Linked DNA regions of Homo sapiens: region 1 is linked to region 2. Evidence: read pairs that join two places in POLR2A ChIA-PET (ENCODE). Cell type or tissue: HepG2. All regions are shown on one strand. Each heading gives the region's core, and the rest is flanking DNA. Links, peaks and the distances in the headings are about the cores only. Region 1 overlaps NOL4L (nucleolar protein 4 like). Region 2 has its middle 7.8 kb from the start of C20orf203.

Evidence for each region. Peaks named below come from ENCODE experiments on the same cell type or tissue, not always from the same donor. Only the 100,000 strongest peaks of a DNase experiment are listed, where the experiment ranks them.
Region 1: POLR2A ChIA-PET joins it to region 2 with 10 read pairs; 3 of 35 experiments call an interaction of 5 or more read pairs at or near these places.

The regions. Positions count from the first base shown.
Region 1 is chr20:32,537,749-32,546,123 of GRCh38, forward strand. The region is part of intron 1 of NOL4L (nucleolar protein 4 like); the gene reads right to left. It overlaps LOC105372592 (a long non-coding RNA gene), which reads left to right. Exons shown (of 3, transcript XR_007067563.1): 3 at 3,426-4,205. Among named protein-coding and RNA genes, the nearest start is that of NOL4L-AS1, 19 kb to the right of the region's middle. RefSeq lists enhancers at 936-1,907, 3,337-3,842, 3,843-4,348. In HepG2, for the core only: a CTCF peak has its summit at 7,755; DNase peaks (open chromatin) are centred at 2,413, 3,853, 6,143, 7,673 and 3 weaker places; H3K4me3 peaks cover 475 bases.
Region 2 is chr20:32,677,592-32,685,966 of GRCh38, forward strand. No RefSeq gene overlaps it. Among named protein-coding and RNA genes, the nearest start is that of C20orf203, 7.8 kb to the left of the region's middle. RefSeq lists enhancers at 1,031-1,630, 1,631-2,229, 2,230-2,829, 3,429-4,028, 3,776-4,070 and 3 more. In HepG2, for the core only: a CTCF peak has its summit at 4,074; DNase peaks (open chromatin) are centred at 3,996 and 7,170; H3K4me3 peaks cover 1,309 bases.

The sequences.
Region 1 (8,375 bases), core at 143-8,142, 140 kb before region 2:
AGGCCTAAAGCCACTGCCACAACCCGCGTTTCTTTTTTTTTTTTTTTGGAGACGGAATCTTGCTCTGTAGCCCAGGAGGGAGTGCAATGGCACCATCTCGGCTCACTGCAACCTCCGGCTCCTGGGTTCAAGCGATTCTCCTGCTACAGCCTCCCGAGTAGCTGGGATTACAGACACACACCACCATGCCTGGCTAATTTTTGCAGTTTTAATAGAGACAGGGTTTCCCTATGTTGGCCAGGCTGGTCTCGAACTCCTGGCCTCAAGTGATCCCACTGCCTCGGCCTCCAAAAGTGCTGGGATGACAGGCATGAGCCACCACACCCAGCCCACAACCCTCATTTCTGTCAGGCCTCCCAAAAGCTCCTACTGTCAGTGCAGGCAGCTGCTTGGAAGTCATTCTAGGCCACCCCTTCCATTTCCCAGGTAGGTGAACCAAGACCATTCAGGTGCGAGGCTGGCCTGAGTCAGAGATGGCCTGGGAGAGCCTTTGGGGGGCAGGGAGGGTTCAGTCCCCTCAGGCCTGGCTGTGTCCCCTGCCCCCCACCCACAATCAGGCCCAGGGTTGGGGGGTGCACACCAAGGAGGGGCAGGAAGTGTCCAAGAAGCAGAACCGGCTCTGTGTCCCCAGTGGCGGCGGGTGTCTGGGGCAGGAGGAGGCTATCTGATCCCTTCCCCACTGCCCCGGCCATGACCTCCTCCCTCCCTCCCTCGCTCCCTCCCTCCCTCCCTCCCTCCCTCCCTCCCTCCCTCCTCCTTCATGGCTGGGGTAGCCAGCACCCTGGGCTGCAGCTGAGAACCCAGCGTTCCCCAACCCCGCCAGCATTCCAGTGAGAGGAGGGGTGGGGGGAGACTGCACCCAGAGCTTTAGGGACAGGGGCACCCCTGGGGCTGCTCCACTCTGGGAGGGCCAAGGCCAGGCTGCCTCCAACCTCACCGTTTCCTGCCTCCGCTCTCCCCATCTCTCAGTAGCAGAGCTGCCTAAATTTGGCTCCAGGAGGGAATGGGGGAGGCAGCGGCAGGCGGGTGCCGTCAGAGGCCAGGGCGTCGCTCCCGTCTAGCCGGCTGGCATTTTTGCTGTCTGGAGGAGGGCAGGGGGGCCCGGCAGCCCTCTCCCGGAAAGGGAGATGTTCGTACCTTCTGACATACACTGAGTAATGTGCAAACGACATGCAAACCGAGCTTCAAATCAGCATCTCAGCCAGGGAACAGCTTGAGAGCTGCTTTTGGGATGAGAGCAGAAGGACCAGAGCCCAGTGCCCAGGGGCTCCAGTGGGGGTGGGGTGGGGTGGGGGGCGGCACAGAGTGTCTAGGGCTGGGCGTTGGGAGACTCAGTTTCTTGCCAGCTGCAGGGCTTTGTTCCAGTGGCTGGACCCTCTGGGTCCCAGCCCAAGGGCAGGGCCATGGCTTTCTCTGCCTGCTCCAGCAAAGCACTGGGCACACCCTGTCACGTGGTTAAGCACGTGAGTTCTGCAGCCATCCTGCCTAGGTTTGAACCCTGGCTCTCCATGGGCCAGCTGAGTGAATTCCTCAATCGAGCACCCAGGCAAGCAGCTAGTGGAACTGGGTGTCTGTTTTAGAACAGCCACTTCCCTTCCCTGGAAGTTGGGCACGGGGGCATGACGTGAGAGAACCTGGGCTTTGGAATCAGAACTGGATTCCAGGCCTCACTCAGCCAGTGAGGCTCTCTGAGTCTCACTCCCCTCATTTGGGAAATGGGTTCAGGATCTCAAGGTCAGCTGTGACGTCCACGTGATGACCTTGCACATGGTGGGCACACACAGGCCTTCCCATGGTGCAGCCTCACTGCTGTCTGCATTCATGTGACTCCTAGCTCCATCCTGTCCCATCGCTCCTCTTCTCTTTGTTCTTCTGTCCTGGCTTTTTCGTCTCTAGATGTAAATTTCTTGCGGTCTTTTTCCCTTCTGTCTCTCTTCTTAACTGGTGATCTTGGAAAAGTCATTGCCTCTCAGAGTCTCAGTCTGCATATCTTCTAAATGGGAGTAAATGAGAGGTGGACAATGAGCTCTGTCTGGGGCCTGAGGCTCATCTTTACAAGACCGCCCACCCATCATTCCAAAGGGCCACCAGGGGTAGGCTGTGCCCTCAACTCTATCGGGCATGGTGTGTTGGGGGCTCCACTTCTCAGTAACTCTGTTTAACCCCAGATAACTGCTCTCCTGCCCCTCGGCCGGGGCTGATATGAGCTGAATCCAGCTTCCTGCCACCCAAAAGCCACTTCCTGCCAAGCTGATACCAGAAGAACTTGTTTTCTGTGCACAGAGCAGTCTCTGGTGGGGCAGCCACCAGCTTGCCTCGGGTGTGAACATTTTTTTCCATTTGCCGGTCTGTCTGCTGGGCTGGGCAGGGGAGGCTGGGGACTCTGACCCCTTCGCCTCTGCACGTGCCTGTCCTGCCCTGAGGTAGCCTCTGGGCCCACCAGCCATCCCAGGAAGGGTGCCAAGTGTCCCTCTGGGCCCAGACAGATGTGTGTAGGCCGTGACACACAGTCTGACACAGCCACACACACACAGTCAGTCTGACAGAGCCACTGTGGCCACTGGGCATTTGGGCAAGGACTCAGGGAGACAATGTGTGACTGTCACACACAGTTAAGGTCACAGAGACATGGACATAGCCTCACACATGCAACCATCTGCAGTCCTTGGACAGTCTCACACACAATTACACGCAGGCCCACAGCCATGCTCAGAATCCCACAGCACTCCACACAGCTTCACACATGTACACGGGAATCTTCCTCCCCGGCCCCCACACCTGCCCAGCACCGACCTTCCAGATGCATTCACTGATTCAACAAATCCTTTTTGAGGGTCTTCTCTGTGGAGGCCCTGGGCTAACCCATAATCAGAATGACTGGAACAGGAACAAATAATTAGCTGCCCTGTGCTGTTGCCTCCGTTTCCCCATCTGTGAGATGGGGATCCTAGCCCTGCCACATGGGACTGTCAATGTTAGGAGTGAATGTGTGGAAAGCCCTCGGTCCGTGTTTGGCCCACAGTGTCATCTAAGTAAGGCTATCCTGGTTAGCCAAAAGCATCCCATGCCCAGCTCCACGCAGAACACCTGGCACACATTATCTCCCTGAGCCCTTGTCCAAGTCCCCAGCAGCTGGGGTCATCGCCCCCATTCCTCAGATGAGGAAACCGAGGCTCAGAGAAGAGGCCCACAGTCTGTAGGTTGCCCCACCGATCTCATGTCATGCCACAGTGCTGCTCCAGCCTGCCTCGCCACCCCCTACACACACACACACACACACACACACACACACACACACACTATTCCCTCTGGCTAGAAGGCCCTTCTCACTTGCATATAGCATGCCCAGCTCCTCTGAGCTGCCTACTTACACTTCTGTGAAATGGGGATACTAGCCCGTGTCAGCCCCTGTTTATTTTCCCCAGGGCACTGGACTTTAAGGGCCAAGAGTGAAGACCATTTTGTCCTGTTCTCTGGCACACAGTAGGCACTCGACAACTATTTCAAAACTAAAGGAATAAGCAAGTGGCCTCATGGCTACTGAGGACAGAGTCTGGAACTGAATGCAGGGCACTCTGAAGCTGGAGCTCACTTCTACATTATTGCCTTTCTCATGCTACTAGCAGGCACTGAATGTGTCAGTGAGTGAATGAATGAAACCAAGATCTCAGGATCCCAGTCAAGTGCTCCCTGAGTTTCATTTCCTGGTAGTGTGGACATGAGCCAAGCTCCAGCCACCTTGGATGGTGGTGGGGGTGGCGGGGCTGATGGGCCGCCTGAAGCCGGCTGTCAGGAGCTCGTCTGGCCACAGCCGCCAGCAGGAGAGACCAGCTGGCGGTGCAGGGTCCATCGGCCCGGGCCTGGAATCTGAGCTGCCCTCAGAGGCCCAGCTTCTCTCTGGGCCCCCACAAACTGGCCTTTGTTCCTGGGCCGGCCAAGACCCAGCAGCTTGGGCTTTCTGTCTGCCCGCGGCACCCGCGCTGAGCTGGCGGGGTAAATGGGCCAGCCTCCCCTCTGTCCATGCCCAGGACGTCGCTTTAGGACTAAATGGAGATGTAATTTTCTATACAAATCCATGACAATTTAGATGGAGTGATTGTAATTGGCTTTTCAATGGGGGTTTTGTCCAGAGCTGGTGGCTAGAACTGGGTGGCCTGTTTGAGGCAGGCTCCATTTAAATGACAATAAAGCAATAATATTGAGGACTTGTACAGTGCCCAGCACTCCTCCCAGCCCAAGTAGAGCCTCATGTTTATGGATCTGGTCCTTCCCTGAGGCTGTCTGGACAGGCGGGTGGTGGGGGGCGCTAAGCCCAGGAGACAGGTGGCCATATCTTTGGGCTTCAGGACACAGAGCTTCAGAATGGCTGGGGCAAGGTCCCGCATCCACTGGCTTACCTGTGTCCTTATTCCTGAAACTGTCACTAACTAGTGCCTCCTCGGGCTAGCTGCTAGTCCAGGTTTCGGGGGCACCAAGACAATGAGAGCTGCTCAGGCAGGTCAGAGGGAGAAGGCTACAATGGCCAGTACAGCATGACATTTGAGAGCATGACCAAGAGATGACCAACAGCCAGACAGCCTGAGCTCAAATCCTACTCCACTTCTTTTTAAAAAAATTTTTTTTGAGACAGGGTCTCGCTGTGTCACCCAGACTGGAGTATAGTGGCAGGATCACGGCTCACTGCAGCCTCGACCTCCAAGGCTTAAGCAATCCTCCCACCTCAGCCTCCCAAGTAACTGGACCATAGGCATGTGTCACTACACCTGGCTAATCTTTTTATTTTTTTGCAGAGACAGAGTCTCATTGTGTTGCCCACGCTGGTCTCGAACTACTGGGCTCAAGAGATCCTCCCGCCTCAGCCTCTGAAAGTGCTGGGATTACAGGTGTGAGCCACTGTGCTCAGCCCCTACTCTACTTCTGACTCGTCTCTTGAACCTTACCAAGTTACTTAACCTCTCCATGCCTCAGTTTCCCCAGCCATAACATGAAGCTGCAGTGAAAGTTTTTGTGAAGATGAAACACCTTAATAGTGCCTGGCATGTGGAAGGTGCTATATATAAGTCATTGCCGTGATTCATTCCAAGCTCTAGCTCTGGTGTCAGGGTGACCTTGGGCACGTGACTTAACCTCTTTAAACCTCCACTGGCTCCTCTTTAAAGTGGGGCTTTTAGGAGAACCGACCTCACGGGGTTGTGAGGATTTTAGAGGATGCAGGAAAGCGCTGAGCACACAGCCGTTCTCGATAAACACGAGCTCTCTTGCTGTGGTGCTCTTGCCTTGAGGAGCTCGCCAGCTAGTGATCATTACCATGTCGAGTGTGGGGAAAAGGGAAAAGAATAAAGCTCGCGGGAAGCCACCACGGAGCTCAGCTGGCTCTGCCATCAGGGGATGCAATAGGAGAGAATGATCCAGAGGGCCCTCAGGAACAGGGCAAGGAGTGGGGCTGCGTGAAGGAAGGCTTCACAGAGGAGGTGACATTTGGGCTGGGTCTTGAAGGATGCGTGGCACTTCTGCCACCAGAAAGGGTGATACCCAGCCTGGCCAACATGGTGAAACCCCGTGTCTACTAAAAATGCAAAAATTAGCTGGGGCTGGGCACGGTGGCTCATGCCTGTAATCCCAGTACTTTGGGAGGCCCAGGTGGGTGGATCACTGAAGTCAGGAGTTCGAGACCAGCCTGACCAATATGGTGAAACCCTGTCTCTACTAAAAATACAAAAATTAGCTGGGTGTGGTTGTGGGCACCTGTAATCTCAGCAACTAGGGAGGCTGAGGCAGGAGAATCGCTTGAACCCAGGAGGAGGAGGTTGCAGCGAGCTGAGATCGTGCCATTGCACTCTAGCCTGAATGACAGAGCGAGACTCTGTCACAAAAAAAAAAAGAAAAAAAAGATTAACTGGGTGTGGTGGTGCACACCTGTAGTCCCAGCTTCTTGGGAGGCTGAGGCACAATAACCACTTGAACCCAGGAGGTGGAGGTTGCAGTGAGCCGAGATCTCGCCACGGCACTCCAGCCTGGATGACAGAGGGAGACCTTGTCTCAGAAAAAAACAAAAAAAAAAAGATACCAGGGTCAGGCACTGTGGTTACAAAGTCAACAGGCAGACCTGGCTGCCTCCTGAATGAGTGATTTGTGCCTGTGAAAAGGGTGGTGGACAGGGAGCCTCTGCTGAAGGTGCGATGTTAAGTCACCTCTGAAGGCCAACAGCCTGTGCAAAGGTCTTCAGGCAGGCAGGCGGCCGGCATCGTGGGCAGTGGTGTGTAGGATGGTGGGGAGGCTATGCTGAACGTGCTGGAGGGACGGATGGGGTGGCGGCTGTATTCACGTGAAACAGGCAGCCATAGAGGGATTTTAAGCAGGCGGGTGACACCATCCAGAGGATATTTTTAAATGATCCCTCTGACTGCTCGTGGAAAATGGGCTATGGAGAAGAAGGGGTGAGAGAGAGGCAGGGAAGCCATGGGGAGGCAGTTGGATCACTGGGGGAGAGAAGTGGTTAGACCCAAGGTATAGCAGGGCCCAGGAGCTGCTGGAAGGATGATGGGAAGGCAGGGGGCGGGTGGAGAAAGGAAGGGGGAAGGGGTACAAAGAGGCATGGGGCCTTTGAGGCGTGGTGAGGGGCTGTGTGCAGCTGGTACCTGAGCAGGGTTGGTGGAAGGAGATAGCAGAAGAGAGGTGAGGGCCACCTCCCACCTCCCTGCGCCAGGCTAAGGCTCTCCAGCTTTGTCCTGAAGGCAGTGGGGTGCCAACAAGGATTTTTCTCCAGGCAGGAAAAGACCATGCTGAGATTTGTGCTTTTGAAGGATCATTTTGGCTGCAGGGTAAAGGGGTGGGAGGTGGCAGGTGGGCGAGGCTGGAAGGAGAGAGGCAGGGAGGGAGGGTGGTCAGTGGCGGCTCAGAGGCCTCAGCAGGCATCCTGGCCAGCTCCCAACTCCAAGAGCAACAAACCACTTTCTCAGAGGTCTAAAACCAGCCCCAGGTCACACGGCTTGTCAATGGCAGAGATAGATCCCACCCCAGGGTGAACTCAAAATCCAGTGCACTGTTCCCCTTTGCTATCAACAGCCTTGGTCACTAGTAAAATCCATCACAAATAGCTTTTCATCACGACTCTCAGAGAACCCATACTATGACACGAAAAGGTGAGTACTATTATTATTCCTATTTTACAGATCAGGAAACTGAGGCTAAGTCACCTGCCTAAAAGCACACAGCTGGGAATTGACAGCCAGGTTCAGATCTAGGCAGTGTGACTCCAGACCCACACCACAGGTCCTAAGCAGGAGGTCTCAGGCCAAGTGGGGTCTATGGATGTATCTGGGGGAACCTACAGAGGTTTATTACAATTTGAGTTTGTTGCTGATACTTAAAAGTTGGGGCTGGGCATGGTGGTGCCTGCCTGTAGTCCCAGCTACCCAGGAGGCTGAAGCAGGAGGATTGCTTGAGCCCAGGAGTTTGAGGCTGCAGTGAGTTATAATAGTGCCACTACACTCCAGCCTGGGTGACAGAGCATGACCCTGTCTCTAAAGAATAAAAATTTTTAAAAAATGGGACATTTCATGAAAGAAGAAAAACATGAACTTTGGACAGGACCTCCTAATGTTGACAACCCCAAGCCCCAGTCCTTGAACTTCGTCCACCTTGGGGCCACTCACACGTGTGCGATGTCACGTTGACATCTCCAGCATGGGCCTCTCCTCTGCTGCCGGACAGCCGACTGGACTGAAAGCAAGTGTGTGTCTAGGGCCCCCTGGAGAGCCAGGGCGACACATCCATCCACTCATCCAGCAAGCATTTAGACCCCCTTCCCCCGACCCGCCCACAGCCCTGGCCACCACCACCAAACTTCCTCCCCCAGCAGGCTTCTCCATCTCCCTTGCTTAGGCCAAACACCCTGAAGGCATCCTTGACTGCTCACTGGTTCTCACAGCCCACATCCCATCCATCAGCAAGTTCTGTTGGCTCCACCTTTAAACTATATCCAGAATGCAGCTGCATTCTCCGCTGTCCCAGGGGCTGGAGGTGCAGGGAGAGGCATGTGCCGTTATTCTAGCGTGCTGAGTCTCAGTTCCATTGTCTGTAAGAAGGGCGGGCTAGAGCAGGATATTTGGATTGCCATTATTCTTGTGTCCAGATTTTGGAGCTAGGAAGAGCCTGTTTACAAGACACTTAGGTTGTAATTCTTTTTTTTTCTTTCTTTTCTTTTTTTTTTTTTTTGGAGACAGAGTCTTGCTCTGTCGCCCAGGCTGGAATGCAGTGGCATGATCTTGGCTCACTGCAACCTCCGCCTCCTTGGTTCAGGCGATTCTCCTGCCTCAGCCTCCCAGTAGCTGGGATTACAGGCAGGCACCACCATGCCCGGCTAATTTTTGTAT
Region 2 (8,375 bases), core at 250-8,249:
CCCCACATTGGTTTCACCTCTAATTTGTACCCCTCTAGCTCAAACCTTAATGGCGAAAGCTTGACATCGCCTTTGGCAATTCAGAGGCTATTACTTGTCAGCACTATCTACCTTGTCAGTGCCTGGGAGAAGCAAACCCCACCTCATAAGCATGTATCAAGCAATCACTTATCAAGCACCTCCTAGGTTCGGGATCTTTTAGAAAGCCCCACTTGGGGAGGTGCGATGGGGAATGGCTCTGGGCCTCCCCATAGGCCAGTTTATCAGCTCTCACAGAGGAGCACAAACCACTGGCTCAGGACGTGCAGGTGCGAAGGAAAGAGGAAGGGCGTGGTTGGCAGCCCCTCTTTCCCTGGGCAGTCTGAGTCACATTCCACCTCTCCCAGTGTTACAGGGTTTGTGAAATGACCACAGCTCCTCACTCTTCTGAGGAGAAACCAGAGGTAGAGGAGAAAGCACAGAGTAGTGCAGAGGGAGGAGCCCTGCCTCCCCTCCACACCCTTCTAAGACTGTTAACATGTCCTTCCAGCAATGTCAGCCAGTGTCAGCTGTGGGGTGCATCAGAATTCTGGAAGCCCAGAAGTCCAGGAATTTGCCATCCAGACGGTGAGACATATGCATAGAGAAGTGCAGCACAGGCTGGGTGCAGTGGCTCACACCTGTAATCCCAGCACTTTGGGAGGCCGAGGTGGGAGGATCACTTGAGCCCAGGAGTTCAAGGCCAGCCTGAGCAACAGTCTCAATAGTGACTGTCTCTATTTAAAAAAAAAGAAAAAAGAAAGAAAGAAAGAAAGAGAGAAGTGGCTGGGCGCGGTGGCTCATGCCTGTAATCCCAGCACTTTGGGAGGCTGAGGCAGGCAGATTACCTGAGGTCAGGAGTTCAAGACCAACCTGGCCAACACAGTGAAACCCCATCTCTACTAAAAATACAAAAATTAGCAGGGCGTGGTGGCACGTGCCTGTAATCCCAGCTACTCAGGAGGCTGAGGCATGAGAATTGCTTGAACCTGGGAGGCAGAGGTTGCGGTGAGCCGAGATGGCGCCATTGTACTCCAGCCTGGGCAAAAAGAGTGAAACTCGGTCTCAAAAACAATAAATAGAAGTGGCCGGGCATGGTGGCTCATGCCTATAATCCCAGCACTTTGAGAGGCCAAGGTGGGCGGATCCCCTGAGGTCAGGGGTTCGAGACCAGCCTGGCCAACATGGTGAAACCCTGTCTCTACTAAAAATACAAAAATTAGCCAGGCATGGTAGTGGGTGCCTGTAATCCCAGCTACTCAGGAGGCTGAGGCAGGAGAGTCACTTGAACTCAGGAGGCGGAGGTTGCAGTGAGCCAAGATCGCACCACTGCACTACAGCCTGGGGGATAGAGCAAGACTCTGTGTACAAAAAAAAAAAAAAGAAGTGCAGTGCAGGCAACTGGTGCTCAGATGGGAAGGCCTGTCAGGGCACTGTGTCGGGGACAGAGATGGTTGCCGCCATCCTGGGACAGTGTCCAACATAGTGCAAGAGATGGGCTGGGTGAGGCATAATGCCAGCGATGACAGCAACCACCCCCAGTGGTGCTGGCTGTCGTTGACTGTGGTTCACTGTGAGTGCCAAACACACATGCTTTGCTGCATTTACTCCTCCAGCCCCGGAGTTGCCACTGCTCCCATTTCAGAGATGGGGAAACCGTGGCAGGGAGACTTGCCCATGGGCCCCCAGGCAGTAAGAGTAGGGCTGGAGGGAAGAAACTGGCAGGCTGGTTCCAGAGACCTCCCTCTTAGGTATCACTGAGAGGGGCTTCCAGGCACCTCTGTGTGGTTGAACTTGCTGATCTGTTCAAACTGCTGTCATATAAGGACGTTCAACTTGATTTTCAGCATCACCAGCAACCTTGCTGCTCCTTCCCCCTCTGGGCTAGTAGGGTGAGAGCTCTTCTCAGAGACAAAGACCAGGATGCAGGAGCAGGCATGGCTTGGCCTGCAGACAAGACTGGTAGGAGGAGGAGACCTGGACCCAGTTGCTCTAAATCTAGCAAAAAGATTTTCTAGGCCCTCCAGAGGCTACCTCCTCCCCTTAGCTCCCACTGCCTGCAGCCGCCTGCAAATTGCTTAGAAGTGTTGATAATTACAGCAGGCCCAATCCCATCAACACCTGAGGGAGAGGAAACTGGAGGGTCCTCCTTCTGTAAGCTTATCCCAGAGCCCACTGACATCCATCATCTCCCCTGATCCCCTAGGATGGAGGCAGGAGGTGGGACATGGTCCCTGTTCTCTTGAGCAGGCTAGTGACTTGCCCAAGGTCATGCAGACCCTTCCAGGGAATACTGGGATTAGGGCTCAGCTTTTCCTGCTCAGCTCAGCACCCACCGATAACCAGTAGCGCTTTTCCTTTTCTGAGCTGAGCAAGCCTCAGAGGGCGAGTGAAAGAGGAGCCACCGGAAGGTGCTCTGGCAGGTCAGATTGCCCACGCATGCCAGTGTCCAGCCCCCTGCAGAACTCTGGGCCTTGGTGAGGTCATTTCAGAAGGAAAGAACGTTGGCACTAACAGGGATCTCAAAAGCACCCAGTGTAGGCCAGGTGCGTTGGCTCATGCCTGTAATCCCAGCACTTTGGGAGACGGAGGTCAGGAGTTCAAGATCAGCCTGGCCAACATGTTGAAACCTTGTCTCTACTAAAAATAAAAAAATCAGCCTTAGCCAGGCATGGTGGCATGCGCCTGCAATCCCAGCTATTCCAGAGGCTGAGGCAGGAGAATTGCTTGAAAATGGGAGGCAGAGGTTACAGTGAGTCAAGATGGTGCCACTGCACTCCAGCCTGGGTGGCAGAGTGGGACTCTGTCTCAAAAACAAAAACCAAAAGAAGCACCCAATGTAAGCCTTTCGTGTTATAGATGGGGTCATAGAGGAACAGAGGATGAACAGAGTCTGCCCAAGACTGTTAGCAGGTTAGACCCAAGCCCCTGACTCCCCATCCCCCACTTCTCTTCTGGTGCCTGACAAGAGAGTAGTTTCCTACACATTCACCTTCTTCATAGGCTTTGCCTCCAGGAGCCAGGGAAGTGTACAGAATGGCTTTGGGGCTGGGCAGACTTGGTTTGGAGCCACATCCCCCTACTTGGTTGCTGTGTAACTTTGGGCAAATGAATTTCCCTCTCTGGGCCTGTTTCCTAATCTGTAAAATGGGGAAAATAATAACTGCTTCTTAATGTAAGAATTCAATGAACTAAGGTGTCCACAGGATGGAGAGCTCTGCAAAGGCCCCAGGCAGGCAAGGGACTGAAGACAGGCATTCCTGAAGGCTAAAAGGTGATCAGGCATTCCACAAATCCCCCTTCCTCTTTCCCTCTCTGATGCCAAATACACCCAAGCTCAGAGACACATCTTCTGCCTGGGCTTTGAGACAGGCCTGAAAACCCTCCCACACTGTCTACAAGCACAGAAGAGCTTCTCTCTGGAATGATTGCTCTGACCTGGAGGAGATGACAGAGCCAGCACTAGGAATCTCTGGGGAGAGCGCTCCAGGAGCTGGTGCATGGGTGGAAAGGTGGAATTCCTCCCCACTGCTGCCACCCCCAACACTGCCCACCCCAGGAGCCTCCTGGCTTCCAGGGGTGGCTGCAGAGACCTGCTAGGTGGAGGGGTTTTCTCAGGGAGCCTTCACTTGCTCCCACAGACACATCTGCTGAAAGCAGTGCAGGCAGGCATGAGGCAGGCAGTGGAGCTGCAACTGGCTGACAGCAGGCTGGAGAGGGGAGAGGGAGAAAGGGAGCGAAAAGGGGGAGGGGAGACTGGGTGAGTCGTACTCCCTTCCCCACGGCCCACCCCGACAAGCTAAGAAAAGCTCTGGGGGGAGAAAAGCTGCTAAGATGCACAGTTGCCCTCCCCTCTGTGGGAGGCCCTTCCTTCCCCAGAGCCAGCTGCCCCAGGCAGATTAGCATTGGGCTCCGGAAAAGCAGGCCCACACCAGCCCATGGGAGGCCGCCGGCTGAGTCAGCTCCTCTACCTGGCAGGAAATCATTCATAAAAATGACACCTGCCCAGAGCCCAGCGCCCAGCCTCACCAGCCAGAGTCTCCAGCCACACAGCCACACTGCCTCCTGCCGCCTCCCTCCCACCTCCTCCCAGCCACTGTACAGGGCAGACCTCTTTCTCTTTCTCTTTCTCCTGGGAAGAAGAATAATGAGACTGATGTGAAATAAGGCCAGCTCGGCCTTCGTCAATCAGTATTTACGGGTCGCCTGCCCTGGGGACAATAGTAGAGTCAAGAAGAGCAACCACTTCACTCAATGATGAACAAACATCTGCGACACAGCTTCCAGAGGTTCTCACTGTCCCAGCCACGTGCGTGGCGGACACTCTTTACGTTCAGTTTCTGTGTGGATGACCAGAGGCTCCTTAGACACACAGCTAGACACAGATAACTGGGCCAATCCTCCCACAAAGGGGGTCCGTAGAGCAGTGGTGACTTACACAGGTCACACGTGAGGTCAAACTTTAAGTCCATGTCAGGCCGGTCGCGGTGGCTCATGCCTGTAATCCCAGCACTTTGGGAGGCCGAGGCAGGCGGATCATGAGGTCAGGAGATCGAGACCACCCTGGCTAACATGGTGAAACCCTGTCTCTACTAAAAATACAAAAAATTAGCCAGGCGTGATGGCACGCGCCTGTAACCCCAGCTACTCGGGAGGCTGAGGCAGGAGAATCGCTTGGACCCGGGAGGCAGAGGTTGCAGTGAGCCTGAGATTGTGCCACTGCACTCCAGCCTGGGTGACAGAATGAGACTCTGTCTCAAAACAAAAACAAAAAACAAAAAAAAACTTTAAGTCCATGTCCCTAAAATGTAGACAACATTCCATCTTGTTCTTTCTTTTTTTCAGAGACAGGGTCTTGCTCTGTCACCCAGGCTGGAGTGCAGCGGTGCCATCACAGCTCACTGCAGCCTCAATCTCCTGGGCTCAAGTGATCCTCCCGCCTCAGCCTCCCGAGTAGCTGGGGTTACAGGAATGAGTCACCACACCTGGCCCATATTGTCATTCTTACTTCCCTTCGTTCAAACCCTGATGCACTCTCTTATCTGGGAGATAAAATGCAGGCTGCTCTCCTGCTGAAGATGTTACATCCTAATCACAGCCCTGCATGTCTGGGCCTGCGATCTCGGCCCTCATATCGCTCCCCCTTGATCTCCTTCACCAGCCGCCCTGGCCTTGTCGTTTCTCAAACTCACAAAACATGCTGTCACCTCAGGGCCTTTGCACGTGCCTTCCCTTCTGTCTTCCATCATTACATGTCAGGCTCCTCTGCATCCTGCAGGACTAGGTCACCTGTCAGCTTCTCAGAGACCTTCCCTGACCACTTTAAGAATCTGCCTCCCCCTGGCCGGGTGCGGTGGCTCATGCCTGTAATCCCAGTACTTTGGGAGGCCAAGGTGGGTGGATCACAAGGTCAGGAGTTCGAGGCCAGCCTGGCCAATTGGGTGAAACCCCGTCTCAAAATTAGCCAGGCGTGGTGGCACGCACCTGTAGTCCCCACTACTCAGGAGGCTGAGGCAGGAGAGTCACTTGAACCTGGGAGACACAGGTTGCCATGAGCTGAGATCGCACCACTGCATTCCAGCCTAGGCCACAGAGTGAGACTTCATCTCAAAAAAAAAAAGAATCCGCCTCCCACAACACACACACACACACACACACACACACACACACACACACACACACATTATTCCCTATCCCTGCATGAAGACAGCTCCCATCCTAACTCACAGAACAAGTTCATTATGGACTTCTTTACCCAGCTACTGTCTGTCTCCCCAGGCAGAGTCAACCCACAAGGTTGATTTTGCTCACCCTGGTGTTCCCAAGGCCTGGTACAAAGTAGATCCTCAGAAAATATTTGTTAAATGAATAATTAAATGACTTCTCACTGTAAGCAATTGGCACCACTTAGGCTAGCACTCAAGCACCTTCTATCCTCTTGACCATACCACAAAGTTAACCAGTTACACGATCAGAACACCTCTTCTTCATTTGTTCCTTCTTATGATGTTCAGTAGAGAGAGGCTCAGAAGAGCACTGCAGGGTGAGGCTGGAGCTAGGAGTTTGGAACACAGGTGCAGGGCTGTTCCACCCACCACACAGGTGAACTCCCAGAGGGCAGGGGCCTGTTGATGGTGGATGGGAACATTCAGTAAAACATTCCATAAACTGTTGCCTTTTTTTTTTTTCTGAGACAGAGTCTTACTCTGTCGCCCAAGCTGGAGTGCCGTGGCGTGATCTCAGCTCACTACACCCTCTGCCTCCCAGGTTCCAGTGATTCTCCTGCCTCAGCCTCCCAAGCTCCCAAGTAGCTGGGATTACAGGCACACACCACCACGCCTGGCTAATTTTTGTATTTTTAGTAGAGATGGTGTTTTGCCAAGTTGGCCAGGCTGGTCTCAAACTCCTGACCTCAAGTGATCTGCCCGCTCGGCCTCCCAAAGTGCTGGGATTAGAGGCGTGAGCCACCGCGCCCGGCCTTGCCATCATTTTTGTTCTCCTCTGTGAAGAGGACAGCCAAGAGTGTCAGAGGTCCTCAAACACTTGCTGCTTCATAAGGAGGGTCTCCCCCTTCTTACCAATCTCTAATCAGCATTTACAAAGCAGCCACCAGGACCCAGACCTCCATTAGAAGCCCAGGCAAATATAACCAAAGTGTATGATCTAGGGTTCTCAACACGTACGTGCACATCAGAGTCACCCAGGGAGCCTGTTAAAAGCACAGATGGGCACAGTGGCTCACGCCTGTAATCCCAGCACGTTGGGAGGCCAAGGTGGGCGGATCACGAGGTCAGGAGATCGAGACCATCCTGGCTAACAGGGTGAAACCCCATCTCTACTAAAAATACAAAAACTTAGCCAGGCGTGGTGGCACACGCCTGTAGTCCCAGCTACTCAGGAGGCTAAGGCAGGAGAATCACTTGAACCCAGGAGGCAGAGGTTGCAGTGAGTTGAGATTGCGCCACTGCACTCCAGCCTGGGCGACAGAGCAAGGCCCCATCTCAAAAAAAAAAAAAAAAAAAAAACCACAGATGTCCTAATCACTACCCATTCCATCCTATTTTGATTTCACAGGTCCAGGCTGGGGCAAGGAGAGCTCCCAGGGGATTGTGATGTGCACCAAACACTGAGAACCCCTGGCCATGCAGGGGAACTCCCTGAGGAGCTTCTGCAAACAAGGATGCCAGGCCCCTCTGCTATCAGAGATCCTCATCTTAAAGAGCCTGGGCTGGAGACCTAACAGTGAAATTTTTCAAGCATTCCTCAAATGCTGTTGTGCAGCCAGGGTGGGGGGTGGGGGGGATCACTTGAGGTCGGGAGTTCAAGACCAGCCTGGTCAACATGCTGAGACCCTGTCTCTACTAAAAATACAAAAATTAGCCGGGTGTGGTGGCAAGCACCCATAGTCCCAGCTACTCAGGAGGCTGAGGCAGGAGGATTGCTTGAACCCAGGAAGTGGAGGTTGCAACGAGCCGAGATCGTACCACTGCACTCCAGCCTGGGCAAGAAAATGAGATGCAGTCTCAAAAGAAAAAAACAAACAAAGGAAAACGATTCCTGCATTTTATCATCAGGAAACTGATGCAGGAAAAAAAAAAAAAGGTCTTGCCGGGTGCGGTGGCTCACGCCTGTAATCCCAGCACTTTGGGAGGCCGGGGCGGGCAGATCACCTGAGGTCAGGAGTTCGAGATCAGCCTGGGCAACACAGTGAAACCCCGTCTCTACTAAAAATACAAAATTAGCTGGGCATGGTGACACATGCCTGTAATCCCAGCTACTCGGGAGGCTGAGGCAGGAGAATTGCTTGAACCTGGGAGGCGGAGGATGCAGTGAGCCGAGATCACGCCATTGCACTCCAGCCTGGGCAACAAGAGTAAATCTCCGTCTCACCAAAAAAAAAAAAAAGAGAGAGAGAGAAAGAAAGGTCTTGCCAGTACCTTCTGTCCAGGCCTTGCAAACCCAGAGTGGCCCCAAGTCAGTGGGGTCTCCTTCAGGCCCCACAAGGCGAGCTGGAGAGCTGCTGGAAATCAGCTGATGTGCTGGCAGAGCTCCAGCCCAGAGTTTCTCATGACTTGGAGCCGACATATTCCCAGCATCTCAGCTCATTTCAGGCAAAATCATCGAGCATATTTTAGGATCAGCAAAAACCCACAATGCCTTTGGCCGAGCACTTTCCCTCTTCTTGTTGAAGCCCAGGGGTATTTTCTAGGAAATTGAGTCCATCTGTTTCTGATTCATTCGTACTTAACTCATCACCGGGCTGTTTTGTAAGAGCCCTTTGATGTGAAAGCCGCCTTATTCCATAAGCCTCTCTAAGCCTTTATTTAGTCAACAGCAGGTAAACGGGCCTCTCCAAA